Regions from separate parts of the Homo sapiens genome. Here region 2 is linked to region 1. A link is a contact called in ENCODE Hi-C data. All regions are on one chromosome and are shown on one strand. Each heading gives the region's core, a stretch centred on a gene start or an enhancer-like site at or near the end of the contact. The rest is flanking DNA. Distances are from core to core; before and after follow the strand shown. Region 1 has its middle 180 kb from the start of MIR3201. Region 2 holds the start of TAFA5 (TAFA chemokine like family member 5).

The links. Hi-C counts contacts between places; a loop is a spot of excess contacts on that map. Pooled maps may share reads with other maps.
Region 2: a loop to region 1 is called in a map with no recorded cell type, with 2.7 times the contacts of the local background. The contact joins the promoter of TAFA5 here to the enhancer-like site in region 1. A Hi-C loop is called at or near these places in 2 of 168 maps with a recorded cell type or tissue (OCI-LY7 and Ramos), 4 of 37 single-sample maps with no recorded cell type and 3 of 50 pooled maps.

The regions. Positions count from the first base shown.
Region 1 is chr22:48,088,873-48,091,572 of GRCh38, reverse strand. No RefSeq gene overlaps it. Among named protein-coding and RNA genes, the nearest start is that of MIR3201, 180 kb to the left of the region's middle. RefSeq lists enhancers at 960-1,209, 1,240-1,319. Within about 2 kb of position 1,314, at least 6 of the 41 ENCODE cell types and tissues checked have a DNase peak (open chromatin) inside an H3K27ac peak, as active enhancers do; they include OCI-LY7, where a contact is called at or near this core.
Region 2 is chr22:48,488,107-48,490,806 of GRCh38, reverse strand. TAFA5 (TAFA chemokine like family member 5) reads right to left here and starts at 1,254. Exons shown (of 4, transcript NM_001082967.3): 1 at 1,103-1,254. The coding sequence starts at 1,214.

The DNA of each region.
Region 1 (2,700 bases), core at 65-2,564:
CCCAGGAAGGAAACCTCCAACGCAGAACAGTGGGAGCAGCTGGAGAAACAGGCCTCGTGAGATCTCAGGACGGGGCTGGGACTGAGGCAGAAAACCAGGAGGGTGCAGGCAGGTGCATGGGGAGGGAGGGGGGCCTTTTGGTTTTGCAGGATGTGCTGTGTCACACTTGAGAAGGTGGCAATGTAACTTCACTGCTGTGATCAGGGACCTGTGAATCCCGAATATCTGAGACAGGTCTCAGTTAATTTAGAAAGTTTATTTTGCCAAGGTTGAGGACGCGCCCATGACACAGCCTCAGGAGGCCCTGATGACATGTGCCCAAGGTGGCCAGGGCACAGTTTGGTTTTATACATTTCAGGGAGAAATGAGACATTGATCAGCATATGCAAGATGAACATTAGTTCAGCTTGGAAAGGCAGGACAACTCGAGGCGAAAGCGGGACAAATGGAAGTGGGGAGGGGGCTTCCAGGTCACAGGTAGACAAGAGACGAATGGTTGCATTCTTTTGAGTTTCTGATCAGCCTCTGCAAATGAGGCAATAAGATGTGCATTCATCTCAGTGAGCAGGGTGGGGGGCTTTAAATAGAGTGGGAGGCAGGTTTGCCCTGAGCAGTTCCCAGCTTGACTTTTCCCTTTAGCTTAGTGATTTTGGTGGGGCGGGGAGGGGCCAAGATTTATTTTCCTTTCCTAGAGGGCAAACCTGCTTTCTCTCTCATCCCCACCAGCTGGGATCAAGTCCATGTATTCCATACAACCCAAAGGCCCTTGTCCACTTTATGCTGCCTCTTTCTGCCCTTTGGGAGCAGTGGGAGGCACACCCCAGCCCCTTCTCCCTGCGTCCTGTGCGAGTCTCCTGGCTTAGCTGACTTTCGCTTTCTTATAGCCTGCCCAAGGAGGCATGGAACAGAGACCCTGGGGAAGATCGGGTCCACAGTCTACCAGTGAAAGGACTGAGCCCAGAGAGATAAAAAGACTAGGCCTGGGTCTTAGCAGTGAAGCTGCAGCCCCATTCTAGGTCTCCATAAGCATACAAGTGGACAAACAGAAGCCTGCTGCTGCGTGGGTGCAGAGAAAAATCCCAGTGCTCACAGGCACTGAGCATTTACCGTGTCTGTGCTTAGCAGCCCCAAGGGGGAGGCCATTCTCATTCTTCTTTTACAAAAGAGGAAACTGAGGCAGGAGAGGTGCCGTGCCTTGCCCTGGGCCTGGGGTGTGACCCGGAACGGGCTCTGGCTGGCGTCCTGCTGCTGGCACCACCGGCCGGGGAAGGACTGAGTCATCCTGGCCCTGTGGGAGTGGGAGGACGAACGGCTTGCTGTTCCAGCTTCTGACATGTGATAAAACAAAACAAAACAAACCCGAGCCCTTAGATTATCTGATTTGTGGTTTAATTATGTGTCTTCGGAGATGATTTAGGGGCTTAGGAAGGAGGCGGCAGCCCAGGCTCTCCTGGCTGTCCTCAGCCTGGCCCCGTCCTCCCGCTGAGAGCCGCAAGCCCAGCATGCTCAGCTTCCCTTCAAGAGGGGACCGTGCTCAGGACCCTGCAGAAAGCAGGTTCCAACTCTGACCCTGAAAGGGTCCCGGACACAGCTGTGTAGTGGCCTTGGCATTCCTGGACACAGCCATGTAGCAGCCACGGTGAGCTTAGGGCAAGAGGCCACGAGAGTCAGCCTTGCAGTCAGGTGACCTCAGCCTTGCTGGCCATCTTGGAGGCTTGTGATGGGACAGATTAGTAACAGAGGACAGTTCCTGGGACAGGAAGGAGGGTGGGAGACCTGCTGGGTGTCTAACGAGGAGTCCAGGCCCAGAAAGCTGGCCTCTTGGCAAGAGATTCCACTCCCTGGGACGGAGACGCTGGGAGGGCAGAATTTGTGGGGCTCAGATGCTCTCAGGATATGCGGGGGGCACCACCTGCTCAGTGAGCCTCTAGGTGTGCACACTCTCCCCACCCCGCCTGCCTCCCACCCCTGCTGCCCTCCCATCCCTCCTCCCTGCCTCTGCACCCGGTTCCCCCATCCATGCACACTCTTCTCTCTGACTGCGGCACCAGCCCCTCATCCTTAGTTGCTGGCTCCATGCAGCCCTCAAAACCCACGTCAGCCTGGCTGCTCCAGGATGCCTTTCCCCAGGCCCTCTGCCAGGCCTGCTGTGCCTGTCTCTGGGCCCCCATTCCCCCTGCAGGTGGGAGTTAAGCAATTTCCAGCAATCCTAGGAGTGGGAGGGAAAGGGATTGTCTCCCAGGCCCAGATGCTGGGGACAGCAGTCTGGTGGTAAGAGCCGGAGTCCCACAGCCAGATGACAGCTCCTCAGACATCTGGCGGAGACCCAGGGTGGCTCCTGCAGGGAGGAAAGAGACAGAGCAGGGCAAGTTGGGCCCCAGCCATGCCGCCCTTGAGGAGACAAGGCCTGGAAGGAGATGAGGCCTGGAAGGAGACCATGCCAGACTTGTCTCTCTGGGCCTGGCTCATTTCACTTGGCATAACGGCCTCCAGGTCCGTCCATGTTGTTGTAAATAGCAGGACTTCCTTCTTTATGGCTGAATAATGTTCCATTGGGTATACATCACATTACAGTACGCAGTCTTCCATAGACACACATGGAGATTGTTTCTGGATCTTGGCCCTTGTGAGCAGTGCTACAGTGAGCCTGTTCAGTGTGCCAATCACTCCTTGAAATACTTACTTCGACTCCTTGAATAT
Region 2 (2,700 bases), core at 5-2,504, 400 kb before region 1:
TCGGTGCTGGCCTTTTTTTTTTTTTTTTGTAAAGAATCCATATTTTTCCATCACCTCCCGCGCCCATGGCAATTCTCCATGACAGGTGCTCCCCAGCACCCGTCCTATTCTCCCGCTGAAGACAAGAAGCCCGGAGCTCCCGGAGCTGAAGCCGACCAGCCCGCGCCATCTGGGGCCAGAGCCTGTGCCCGGGACGCTGAGCGGCCCCCACTTACCCCACCAGCCGCGAACGTGCCCCGGGATGCTGAGCACCCTCCCCAGCGCCGAGGCTGGAGTCTGCACCCGGGACTCCAACCACCCCTCATTCCACCCGCCTGGAGCCTCGGCAGGGGCACAGGCCACCCCCCACCCTTCACTCCAGGCAACAGGGAGCCCGCGGCGGTCACCCCCTACCCCAGCCCTCAGCTCACGCCCGGGCGCCCACTGGCCCGCACCACCCCAGCCCGCGCCCGCGCCAGTCCCGCCGGTCACCAGCTCGGGCCCCAGACACGACCCGAGAAACGTCCGCGGCCGCGGCGAGCCCCCTCCGGGCATCCCATCCCTCACTTCGCTTCTCTTTCCAGAAGGCGCCTGACGAGCCCGTTTCCCGGGAAAGCGGAAGCTCCAGCTGCTCCTCCGAGCCCAGGCTGGGCTCCTGCCTGAAGAGCTCCTCTCCGGGCTCGGCCGCCGCCTCCCCCCTTGTCCCGGGCTGAGGCACGGGGAGGGCGCTCCGCAGACACCCCGGCAGCGCCGCCCGCCCTCCGCGACCTGCGGCTGCCTCCTGAGCGCGCATCTCGGCCGGGAAGCCGCTGGCTGGGCTCCGACCGCCGGGCAGGGACGGGCCGCGCCACCCGGGGCCTGGAGCCCGGGCCCTGCCGGGGAGTCAGGGAAGGGAGGCTCGGGCCGGGGCGTCCGACCCCGAAGTGCTCGAGCGCCCGGAACCCGGGTGGACCCTCTCGCCCGCCCAGCGCAGCGTTGGACCGGCCGGGACTCGGGGGACCATGCGCCCGGCGCTCGTAACTCCGCGCCGACTCCGGGAGGCCCGCGGGGCGCCTGCCGGGGCCGGAGGAGGGGGTCCGGGGCCCAGAGGGCCGTGCCGGGGCCGGGGCCGCGCGGTACTCACTGCAGTAGGCGATGAGCAGGCTGGCCAGGATCATGAACGCCCAGAAAGTTGAGGACATGCTGGGCAGGGCGGTCGCATCTTGCCGGCTGCCGGTCCTGGGCGATGGCGCCATTGAAGCCGCGGCGCCCGCGCGGGGGGCAGCAGCGCGTCTCAGCAGCCGGCCCTGCCCGCGCCCCCGCGCCGGCCTCCACGTGCGGGCCCCGCGCGCGCCATCCTCCGCCGCCGCCGCCGCCGCGCCCGGGCCCCGGCCCACCGCGCCCCGCGCCGCGCCCGCGCCGCCCGCGCTCGCGCCCGCGCCCGCCGACCCCGCGCCGGCCCGCCAGGGGGACGCCGGCCCCGCTCTGGGCGTCACTGCGCGCCCCGGCTACGCGCGCCCCGGCATCCGCGAGAGAGGCGCGCGCCCGCCACCGCTGGGGGCTCCAGCCGCCCGCCGACCCGGGCCTGGCAGAGGGGACGCGGCGCCCAAGCCGCTCCTCCGGATGGCGACAGAGACGGCCTGACGCGCCCGCAGCCTGGGCCCCCCACGGGGAGGACGGCCGGGCCAGGTGAAGTTCGCGCACTTGGGCCTTCCGCGCCCCCATCCACCGCAGCCAGGGCCTGGAAGGCTGGGGAGGGGGCGGGGGCGGCAGACGCCTCCTAAGGTGGGTTCTGGGACTTGGATCCGGAGTTTATTCCAAGGAGAGGGTGCTCTGGGCCTGTTCCCTAGGTGTGCCCTGTTACCCAAAATCGGGCTTGTGCAGTGGGGTCCCTGAGTCCACTGGGAGCACAGCCTCAGACCCCAGCAGAGTCACCCTTCATCGGAAGCCCACCACCCTGAGGGCTCCTCCTCCACCTGGGGCGGCACTGCCAGGCACAGGCACGCACTTTCCCTCAGTCCTCTGCCCCACGATCACTCTACTCGGGCACCTCTGCCACTGCCTGGTCCTTGCTGAGCCATCTCCTGGTTCATCTCCCTGGAGTCCCTGCAGGACCGGCTCTCAGTGGCGTCTCCGGGCTCCCAGTCCCAGGACTGGTCCTATCCAGGTGGGTTTTCTGAGCAGGATGACAATGATCGCAATCTATTTTACCTGCATAGTCAACGATCATCTGCAAGACAGGTTCACTCCTATAACAAGCAAAGGATGGGGGGAAAATGAGCCTTGTAAGGACACAAGGACACTTTCCCCATCTCCAACCCTCCTAGTCATGTCCCCTCTGCACCTCCCTCTACAGCCCAGGAGATACGCTCCCCAGTCCAGGATGTCCAGATGGCCCTGCTGCCTGGAGAGGCTCTGGCCCCTGCCGGTAGCTGCCACAGCACCACCCCAAGCTCTGCCTTCCTGCAGGTTCGTGCACACGACTAATAGAACCCCTCCTCTGGAACTCACAAGATATTCTCCATCCTGCATAGGGCTGGGGGCTTGAGCACCCCAGGAGATTCTTTTGGCGCTGGAGACCCTTTTCTGAGGAGCCAGTAGAGGGCCTGCAAGTCAGATTGAGCAACCAGGGAGAAGAAGCATCATCCCTTCATCTTGAGGCCTGGTCCAGGGAGGTGAAGGGATGTGGACTGTCCCCAGCCGTACACTCACCCACAACTCATGCATGCAAGCATTCATGCC